Linked DNA regions of Mus musculus: region 1 is linked to region 2. A link is a loop called in an ENCODE intact Hi-C map of the cell type or tissue named here. Cell type or tissue: left cerebral cortex. All regions are shown on one strand. Each heading gives the region's core, and the rest is flanking DNA. Links, peaks and the distances in the headings are about the cores only.

The links. A loop is a pair of places that touch in the nucleus more often than their neighbours do. Peaks named below come from ENCODE experiments on the same cell type or tissue, not always from the same donor. Only the 100,000 strongest peaks of a DNase experiment are listed, where the experiment ranks them.
Region 1: it touches region 2 in a loop (17-fold over the local background); 4 of 42 quality-filtered maps call a loop at or near these places.

What each region holds. Positions count from the first base shown.
Region 1 is chrX:152,972,261-152,977,667 of GRCm38, reverse strand. No RefSeq gene overlaps it. Among named protein-coding and RNA genes, the nearest start is that of Usp51, 32 kb to the left of the region's middle. In left cerebral cortex, for the core only: no CTCF peak of the experiment used is centred there; DNase peaks (open chromatin) are centred at 2,119 and 3,136; H3K4me3 peaks cover 226 bases; H3K27ac peaks cover 401 bases.
Region 2 is chrX:153,035,485-153,040,891 of GRCm38, reverse strand. Mageh1 (melanoma antigen, family H, 1) reads left to right here and starts at 3,329. Exons shown (of 1, transcript NM_023788.3): 1 at 3,329-4,726. The coding sequence starts at 3,554. The coding sequence ends at 4,210. It overlaps 9530051G07Rik (RIKEN cDNA 9530051G07 gene), which reads right to left and starts at 3,263. Exons shown (of 4, transcript NR_040272.1): 1 at 3,198-3,263; 2 at 2,108-2,453. In left cerebral cortex, for the core only: a CTCF peak has its summit at 3,195; DNase peaks (open chromatin) are centred at 2,979 and 3,314; H3K4me3 peaks cover 2,222 bases; H3K27ac peaks cover 1,177 bases.

The DNA.
Region 1 (5,407 bases), core at 262-5,261, 63 kb after region 2:
ACAATAAATGCTGGTGAAAACATAGGAACAGAGAACCCTCATGCATTGTTGATGGGAGTGCAAATTGGCGTGCACACTGATAATTGGTATGGTGGTACTTAGGAAAACTAGAGCTATATCTGCCATATGATTGAACTATTTGACTCTTGGGTATAGGCCCAAAAGGGCTCTAGATCTTGCTACTAAACATATGTTCATCCATGTTCATAGCTAGGGAGTGAAAACAGTCTATATGCCCATCACCTGATGAACGGATAGTGAAAATATGATAAAATGAAAGGTTATTCAGCAGAGAGGATAAGTGAAATGAAATTTGCCAAAGAATATGGATGAAACTGAAAGAACATCACAAAGACAAACACTGCATCCTCTATCTCATACGTGGAGCCTAGATTTGCATTTTTACATATGTACATTTGTGTGGTGGTGAGTGTATATAGATCCCAGTAAAGCAGAAAGTTTATATACAGCAAACACAAGAACTATATGAGGATCATATAGAAATGAGTTTAGGTTTTTTTCATGTTGTTCCTTGTGTCTGACCCAGTTATTTTACTTGTTTGTCCATTCAAATATATAGAAGACAGTTGCTTGAAGTCACACATGAATGATATATATAATACTGTCTAGTATGTTGAACAAAACAGTTGAAACACTTGTGAAATACCTATATCAATAAGAAAACTGATATTCTAAACTTATGACTTTGATCCTTTACTAAAGTTGAACAGATGAATCTAAATTGTGACCCTCAAACATGTAAAAGGGTAAAAATGAAAACGGTGTTTAATAAGACTTAAATAACAAAGTTACCTACACAATATTAAACACCGATACCAAATGCTTTGTTTTCTTTTCCTGTTTCTCTTTCCATATCAGTAACACCTGTCCCCTTAGGGTTCTTCTGACTTTCTGTTTGACTGTCCTCACCAAGTAATACTCAAAGCTGCAGGCTCTGTTGTTCACAGCATTACCAGAAGCACCAACGAAATTGGAAGTGGGTGATGTAGAGACACCTTAAAAAGTTGAACTTTGGCATGTCTGTGGATGCGAGTCAGTGCTTCGGCTTTAACTTGCTTCACAGCCCTGGTGTATTGTGGTGGCCCGCCCTGGGGTTTCTGTTTACAGGCTTTGCTCACTCGGTTTTTTGTTATTTTACTGATTGGCCATTGATTCCAGAAAAGGACATATTTAGTATGCTGCATCATTCGCTTGCTTATAGAGTATATACTTCTTTCTAAGTCATACCCCTACTTTCTGTAGAACCTCAGATGAGCGCTTCTCTAGCACAAGTGCCCATCCTCAAAATGATGCCTAACTTCGTGGCTTAGAACTAATTTCCTTATATTTGATGATGCTTGGGAATCTTAGGGAATTTTTTTCAGGTCCTCCACCTAGTCACTCCCAAGCCTTGAAAATTCTTTGTTTCTGAGAGATATGTAAGGCTAGGGAGAGCTAGGGAGCACTGCAGTTCTGCAGTTTTGGGTCATTCTGAGCTTCCAGAAGCTTCCACAGGGCTAACAGATTTAATCATGATCAGGGAATTCCAAGTCCTGGGGAATTTGAGGTGAAAGTGTTTGAATCCTTCAAGGTACTCTAGGCTCTCAATATCCTTTTGTCTTCTGTACTCTGATGGTGCAGGGGGCTTTCTGAAGTGTCAGCCCCCTCACACAGTTCAGGCTTTTAAGATGGTACATGACTTTGAAGCATCTGGTATCTCTTAGATGCTTAATGTTTTCCAAGAATTCCCTATTTCTGAGAGCTTAAGATGTTCAGTGCTACTTGGCTCCTGAGAGGAATAGGTAGCATTCAACACACTTGAAGTCTCAGAGGTTGTGGGGTCTGTTGAAATTATGTGGGCATTAATGGTGCTGGGCCCACATAAGGTTTAAGGTTCTTACGGCCTCAGAGCTGCTCAGGTACTGGAGGTCCCACAGGTGCTTTGAAGGTGTGGGGTCCTTTGATGTGAACTAAGTGTTCAACGTGTGTTCTCAGAAGTGCTGATATCCAGATATATCCAAGCATCTAAGTATAAGCTAAGATCACTTGTATACTTAGATGCTTGGCTATGCCTGGATCACTTGAAATAGCGTCTGTCATCTGTGGGTGTATGTTCATCACTGGAAATGCTTGGAGCCTCCCATTTGCTCCAGCCTTGCCAAATACATGGAGTCTCTGAGGATTTAGGTGGACTTGAAATCTCTAGTATGCTCTGGCTCTATAGATTACCAAGGATTCTGGGAGTATAAAAGGAGCCTCACCAAGTGTTGAGACCCTTCCTGAGCCCTATCGGTTGTTAAGGCCTGCCAGATGCTGGGGCCTTACAAGGAGTTCTGGATCTGTGATGGGATGCTCAGGTTTCCCTACGTTCTCACATCCAGTGAAGTACTAGAATCCTGCTGCATGCTGGGAACCTGCCAGGATCCAGGCAGTAAGTTAGGGATCCCCAAGTGCTTGGTCTTTGCAAGGTTATGGGATTTTTCTCAAGATGGTAGAACCCATAAAGGAGATGCTCAGTCCGTGTGAAGAACTCAGTGCCCACATGCTAAAACAACACCTGAAGGTGCTAGGGAAAATTAAATACTCAGCACTCCAGGTTGTTTGACATCTCCAAGCTACTTGAGGCAATGGAGAACGTGTGTATGTGTGTGATTTTCCAATAAGGCCTGCTTTTTTACTCTTGTAGCTTGTATCTAGTCCTAGGTTGGGAAAGGGGGATGGAATTCACACTTAGATCAGAAGTGGGTGCTTAGAGGTTGCAGCAGACTGAAAGGCTGGGGGAAACAGTAGCTTGATGGAAAATAAAACAGCCTCAGTAACCTGGCGCTTTAGCATTGATGCCTCCACAAATCCTACCAGCACCCTCTGTTACTATGCTGCTCCAGCTAAGCCTGCTACTACTACCATCTCCACAGCAGATGCCAACAACATGGTCTCTGTCATTGGCAAGAAAATATCACCTTCTTCCTAGGTGTGATTGTCTCACAGCAGTTTCTCTGCTAGGGGCACTTGCCTTGAGCCCTCCTGACTTCCTTTCTGGCAGCCTACACCCCCACGACTCTGCTGAAAAGAACTTGCCCCGCCCCGATCGCTTCTTCCACTGCAGATCTGGCTCCCATGGAGGATGTGTGGGCAGTTTTCATTTACCAGCTTCCCTTGGCAAGCAGAGAGAGTGGGAGGTTGGCAAGCAAAGAAGAGTCTAGGGAAAGGAGTAGAGGAGGCAGACTCAACAAGAGGGGAAGGAGTAGTGACCAATCTTCATTTGTATTTTTTTTCTCTTAGCTTTTGGCAAGCAGTGGGCCCTTCCAGTCTCACCAAAGGCGGGCTGAGAGGGGTGGGGTGGGGTGGGGGAGGGGCGCGGCGGGGCACAGGCTTGCAAGAGGTCAGCTGACCCCAGCCCTCCTTGGCTGCCTTGGCTTACACAGCACATTCACTCTCCCGCCTGGGTTTTTCAGAAGGCGTTTATGTGTGGCTAATTAATTCGTGGGCCCATCAGGGACCCGAAGAATAGACTTAATGACCAAAGCGGTGGGTGAGGGGAGGCAGCAGTGCGCAGGAGACGCAGAGCCTGTACCCTGCTACGTGTTCGCCTGGTCAATTAAGCGGGGGCAGTGAGAAGATCAGGCTTAGATTTGCGCAGCCTCACGGAGGCCAGAGTACTTCCTGGCAGGCCACAGAGGAAGCAATTAGAATAAGAAGCAGCTGGATGAAAGTGAGCTGTTGCCATGGGGACTGAGAGACAGAAAGGCATTTGAAGGGAGACCACAGGCAGGCTTCAGACAATGGGTGGGAATGGGGAGCAGAGAGATGGTATGGTGCGGTTGGATCCTGGATTTCTAGGCCGGCCAGCCAGCTTACCTGCCTCGACTCGCTCCCCTCGGTGCACACTCTGAACTTTGTCCACTCCTTCTCTCTGCTCAGGTTCCTCTGCCTGAAATGCCTCCCCTCCATCCTCCACTCTCTAAGTACCACCTGCTTCTCCCAGGCATCTTCCTCGCTCGCTCAAGTTCATTTCGGCCTGCCCCAAAGAGTAATGAGTCAGTTCCTACTCCCCCAAGGGAGGCCCCATAGCCAGGCATGCTGCTTTTCTTGTGTCATTTGAAGCGTGAACTTGCTCAGATCCTTCACCTCTCTGAGCCTGGCTTTCCCCCTTGAAAGTGGATGTAACTCAAGCACTGGCTTCAGAGTTGTGCGAATTCAACGAAAAGCCTTTACTGCCTAGTAAGCACAGATTTGCCTCTAAGTGCGTTGCAAGCAGCAGCAGCAGGTGAGAGTGGCATTTAAGAAATGCGCCTTGAGGGAATATGTGGTGGAAAGATTTTACATGTGTTCCGTTTTTGAAAAAATGGTTTGGTGTGAGTGTGTGTGAGTGTGTGTGTGTGCGCGCGCGCGCGTGCCCCGTGTGCTTGTGCCCTGTGTGCTCTATACACGAGGGGTTAGCAGAGGGCGTGGGACCCCCTGGGACTGAGTTATAGGTGCTTGAGATCTGCTCGCTATGGGTGCTGGCAACCTAACTCGATTCCTCTGGAAGAGCAGCAAGTGTTCTCTTAACTGCTGAGCCATTGCTCCCGCCCCTCATATGTGCTCTCAGTTCTTGGAAGGTAAATGGATATTTTCTGCTTGTTTCACTGGAAGGGATGAAGCATGTGTTTGACAGTGTCTCAGCTGGGAATCCTACTGGGAAATTAACCCTGTGGGGCTCATAGACTTTGGCAGCTCCCAGCTTTTTGGTAGAGTTTGTGGACCAGGATATGGCCTTATCTAGCGAATGAACTCTGTGGTGGGTGATGCGTGTCACTGGCAACAGCATTGCCAGCACAACTTGACCCAGTGAGGCTCAGACACCTGTGCGCGGGTAGAAAGGAGATGCCTGCTGGAGAGAAACAGTCATTGAAATCAGAACTGGGAACAAGAGTTTGGGGCTGGTGTGTATCTGTTCCAAGCCTTTGATGAGTTTATTGAACATCCCAGTCCTCTGACTTGTTCTATACAGAAAAAGCTGATTTCACTGATAAGTGCATATTAGCCCAGAAACTTGGAATACCCAAGATACAATTTGCAAAACACATGAAACTCAAGAAGAACAAAGACCAAAGTGTGAACACTTTGCCCCTTCTTAGAATTGGGAACAAAACACCCGTGGAAGGAGTTACAGAGACAAAGTTTGGAGCTGAGACAAAAGGATGGACCATCTAGAGACTGCCATACCCGGGGATCCATCCCATAATCAGCCTCCAAACGCTGACACCATTGCATACACCAGCAAGATTTTGCTGAAAGGACTCTGATATAGCTGTCTCTTGTGAGGCTATGCCGGTGCCTGGCAAACACAGAAGTGGATGCTCACAGCCAGCTATTGGATGGAACACAGGGCCCCCAATGGAGGAGCTAGAGAAAGTACCCAAGG
Region 2 (5,407 bases), core at 98-5,097:
TATATAACTATGACTCTTTACATAAATAAAATTTCTGACCCAGAGCTGCTGTTGTCAGTAGTATTTGATTCTGGACTACTCTATAATAACTAATTTAGTCCCTTCTGAAAAGAATTGCCTGAAAAGCATAGTCCCCAGGATTTCATAGATAGCAGTGGTTCAACAACATATCAAGGATTTTAATCTCATATGTAGAATCTGGAACTGAGCTCAAGAGATTTCTCTTTGGATGTCACGACTTCTAAGCTTATATGTAATTGTCTTTCTCTGATAGCTAGGAAACACTATAGGATCCAGGCCTCTCCACGCCCCTCTCCTCTCTGTTTCTGGCTTAGCAAAAATAGCCTAGAGCCTAAACCTTGTTCCCACTAACTTCTTTGGAAAAACTAGATGGGTGTTGAGGTCTTAGGCTGTATATTAGTTATCTGCTCTATCTATGGAGTCATGGAGGGTTGCACTGTCCTTGGAGTGAAATAATGGTTCATTTAGGTGAAGACGACAATGACAGGGAATGGCACCTACTCCTCAATCCATTGGTGTGGCACAAGGGAGAACAGCATCAAATACACCCCAAATTAATTTACCAAGTAGGAAGTACTAGTACATTTTCCTTAAAAAAAGAAACTTCAGTAAAAAAAAAAAAAGTGAACGTTGGTAATTACATTCTCATAAATAGCATCAAAACGGAAACAAATTATTGTATATTTTAATTATAACTATATATTACAGTATATAATCACAAATATGACAAATCTTTAAGTCCAGGAAACCTTCTCTAAAGGCTCAGGGATCACCGTGGAAGAGGTGGCAGAAAGACTGTAAAGAGCCATCGGATCAGAGAGTTAGCTGTAAGAGTCTGTCTCCTAGGAATGTCAGAAGCCATACCCATCAAGTCTCTCCGACATGACAGTGTGAACGATGAGCAAGGATGAAACCAATGAACACAGAGAATGTACATGAGGTCTCAACCCTACACAAAGAACTGCAAGTGGTTAAGGACATCTGGGAGCAGAAATACTCTTTCCAAGGGGAGAGCACACCAACTGCTTGTCCAGTGCTAAATGATCAGCTCCCAAGCCATACATCCAAATGGCATTGCACAGACTGAACACGTTATATTTAGGAATATATACCTATATGTATATACATATATTCAGGGAATAACCATTAGTGGGGAAAAAAAAGAAGCCTGAATTGGAAGGACAGTATGGGAGGGTTTATGGGACGGTTTGGAGGGAGGACAAGGAAGGGAGAATTGCTGCAATTATAATCTCAAGAATGAAAAGAAAGACTGAAAATATAGTAGTATTTAGCATTAACTTTCACAGAGATAGGAAGCAAGCTGGACAGACCAAGCCAGAGAGATCAGCTTTTTCTGTATAGAACAAATCAGAGGACTGGGATGTTCAATAAACTCATCAAAGGCTTGGAACAGATACACACCAGCCCCAAACTCTTGTTCCCAGTTCTGATTTCAATGACTGTTTCTCTCCAGCAGGCATCTCCTTTCTACCCGCGCACAGGTGTCTGAGCCTCACTGGGTCAAGTTGTGCTGGCAATGCTGTTGCCAGTGACACGCATCACCCACCACAGAGTTCATTCGCTAGATAAGGCCATATCCTGGTCCACAAACTCTACCAAAAAGCTGGGAGCTGCCAAAGTCTATGAGCCCCACAGGGTTAATTTCCCAGTAGGATTCCCAGCTGAGACACTGTCAAACACATGCTTCATCCCTTCCAGTGAAACAAGCAGAAAATATCCATTTACCTTCCAAGAACTGAGAGCACATATGAGGGGCGGGAGCAATGGCTCAGCAGTTAAGAGAACACTTGCTGCTCTTCCAGAGGAATCGAGTTAGGTTGCCAGCACCCATAGCGAGCAGATCTCAAGCACCTCTAACTCAGTCCCAGGGGGTCCCACGCCCTCTGCTAACCCCTCGTGTATACAGCACACAGGGCACAAGCACACGGGGCGCGCGCGCACACACACACACACACACACACACACACACACACTCACACCAAACCATTTTTTCAAAAACGGAACACATGTAAAATCTTTCCACCACATATTCCCTCAAGGCGCATTTCTTAAATGCCACTCTCACCTGCTGCTGCTGCTTGCAACGCACTTAGAGGCAAATCTGTGCTTACTAGGCAGTAAAGGCTTTTCGTTGAATTCGCACAACTCTGAAGCCAGTGCTTGAGTTACATCCACTTTCAAGGGGGAAAGCCAGGCTCAGAGAGGTGAAGGATCTGAGCAAGTTCACGCTTCAAATGACACAAGAAAAGCAGCATGCCTGGCTATGGGGCCTCCCTTGGGGGAGTAGGAACTGACTCATTACTCTTTGGGGCAGGCCGAAATGAACTTGAGCGAGCGAGGAAGCTGCCTGGGAGAAGCAGGTGGTACTTAGAGAGTGGAGGATGGAGGGGAGGCATTTCAGGCAGAGGAACCTGAGCAGAGAGAAGGAGTGGACAAAGTTCAGAGTGTGCACCGAGGGGAGCGAGTCGAGGCAGGTAAGCTGGCTGGCCGGCCTAGAAATCCAGGATCCAACCGCACCATACCATCTCTCTGCTCCCCATTCCCACCCATTGTCTGAAGCCTGCCTGTGGTCTCCCTTCAAATGCCTTTCTGTCTCTCAGTCCCCATGGCAACAGCTCACTTTCATCCAGCTGCTTCTTATTCTAATTGCTTCCTCTGTGGCCTGCCAGGAAGTACTCTGGCCTCCGTGAGGCTGCGCAAATCTAAGCCTGATCTTCTCACTGCCCCCGCTTAATTGACCAGGCGAACACGTAGCAGGGTACAGGCTCTGCGTCTCCTGCGCACTGCTGCCTCCCCTCACCCACCGCTTTGGTCATTAAGTCTATTCTTCGGGTCCCTGATGGGCCCACGAATTAATTAGCCACACATAAACGCCTTCTGAAAACCCAGGCGGGAGAGTGAATATGCTGTGTAAGCCAAGGCAGCCAAGGAGGGCTGGGGTCAGCTGACCTCTTGCAAGCCTGTGCCCCGCCGCACCCCTCCCCCACCCCACCCCACCCCTCTCAGCCCGCCTTTGGTGAGACTGGAAGGGCCCACTGCTTGCCAAAAGCTATGAACCAATAGGATAATGTGTGCACCTGCCTAAAGAAGACCGACATTCTCTTGCGCGCAGGACAAATCCCTGCAACCCCCCGCCCCCTAGCTGTCTTAACTACCATTGTGGGACTCAAAATGCAGCCCGCTCCTTTTCCTTTCGGCTAGCGGAAGTTCCTGTGCGGGAGAGTCCCACTTCCTCTTGGGTGTTTGGCGTGTGCGTGGCAGGAGGGGCGGGGCCAATGCTGCTCTGGTTTCTTGCGCGCTTGGCGCTACAGGGAGTGCGGGCGGCGACTCCTTGCGCAAGTCAGCTTGCCTGGGAAAGGGCTTTGTGGCTGAAAGCGACTGGTTCCTTGCCACAAAGGCTCCGCTGGCGTTTGCGGTTCAGCGGCCGTCCCTGAGTAAGATAGCCACTTTTCTCCGACGCTGCCAATAGCCTTCTCCAAGTGCTGCAGGCTTTCATCGCTTTGCAGGAGCCATGCCTCGGGGACGGAAGAGTCGGCGCCGCCGGAACGCAAAGGCAGCTGAAGAGAATCGCAACAATCGCAAGAGCCAGGCCTCAGAGGCTTCAGAGACCCCGATGGCGGCTTCTGTAGCCCCGAGCACACCCGAAGAATACCTGAGCGGCCCGGAGGAAGACACAAGCACCCTGGAGAAGGCCTCCAGTACCCCTTCAGAAGCTTCGAGCACTGCCCTAGTGCAAAAGCCGGTTACCCGGAGCAATTTTCAGGGCACCAAGAAAAGTCTCCTAATGTCCATATTAGCCCTCATCTTCATCATGGGCAACAGCGCAAAGGAGGCCCTGGTGTGGAAAGTGCTGGGGAAGTTAGGGATGCAGCCTGGGAGGCAGCACAGCATCTTTGGAGATCCGAAGAAGGTCGTTACAGAAGAGTTTGTGCGCAGAGGGTATCTGATTTATAAGCCAGTGCCCCGCAGCAGTCCAGTGGAGTATGAGTTCTTCTGGGGCCCTCGAGCACACGTGGAATCTAGCAAGCTGAAAGTCATGCATTTTGTGGCAAGAGTTCGGAACCGATGCTCCAAAGACTGGCCATGTAACTATGACTGGGATTCAGATGATGATGCAGAGGTTGAGGCTATTCTCAATTCGGGTGCTAGGGGTTATTCTGCTCCATAGAGAGATCCTAGGCAAACCCTTAGGAGTGGAAAAGAGAATCCAAAGTATCTGCTCCATGGAGTAGATAGGCAGGGTCCTGAATTCAAAAGGTTGTGGAGGGTGGGGAGGGCACTGTATTTGGTATTTGTGACCAGTGCTAATTGTTAAACTGCAAAGTAGTGTTTGCTATAGATATTGTTATCTTGTATTCATTTTATAACACTGTTGACTAAGAATCACAATATGTTTAAATATATACTTGAGGAAAAGTTTATGTTATTTTTTTCTGTCGTTGGCATTTGATATTAACAGCTGTGCTAACCTTATTAAATGAAGTCTTTGTGTCATGTTGTGTGATGGATAGAAAGTACCACTGAGAGGCTGTTCTTTGAAAGTTTGGAATAACCAGTAAAGTGTGAGTGGAAGAAGATTACAGATTTGTTCTGTCTTTCCCTTGTGTCTGATGTCTTGTAATGGAACACATTTGTAAATATGCTCACTGTGCAAATAGTATAAATAAAAGCATAGTAAACAGAATGTTTTGTTCATTTATTGTCCACCTGTTAAATGAGGACCAAATTTAGATGCTGGGAATAGTCCTTAACAGAAAGCATCTAGTTTCCAAGAAATTTCAAGATTGTGGGAGGGGGTGGGGAATGGAAATGCAGTAAGTGTTGTAGGGAATGGGCAGGGACTAAGGAGAAGGAAGACAAACTGATGACATCATTTGGGGAATAGAACAGAAAAAAAGAGGGTATCACAGGATGCTTTAAAACCCAAGGAGCATTTCTAGAATGCAGAAGACAGTAGGAAGGGTGGCCATATTACTTGGTATTGAGTGTGGAACTGGATACTTAACAGACCTTGACAGGAGCCATTGGCAAAGACCTGAAAACATTCTAAAATAATAAAGAAGTAGAAACGACACTAAAATTATCTTGAGAGAGGATGGTAGGGTAAAAATAGACTGCTGTGGAGTAGCAGTAAGAGAAATGGAAGAGACTAAGAAGATCCTTGGGGTCCTTAGGTAAATATTGGGTGGGGAAGTAAACTTAGGGTCACTGGGGAGAATAAGGATACTCAGGACATAGAAATTCCTCAATGACATATTCAGGTATGTTAAGGGAGAAGAACAGAACAAGAAAAAAGTCAGGAGAAGAGGGGAAGAGAACCAGGACATCATAAGAAGGCTGTTGCACTTTACAAAAAGACAGTGAC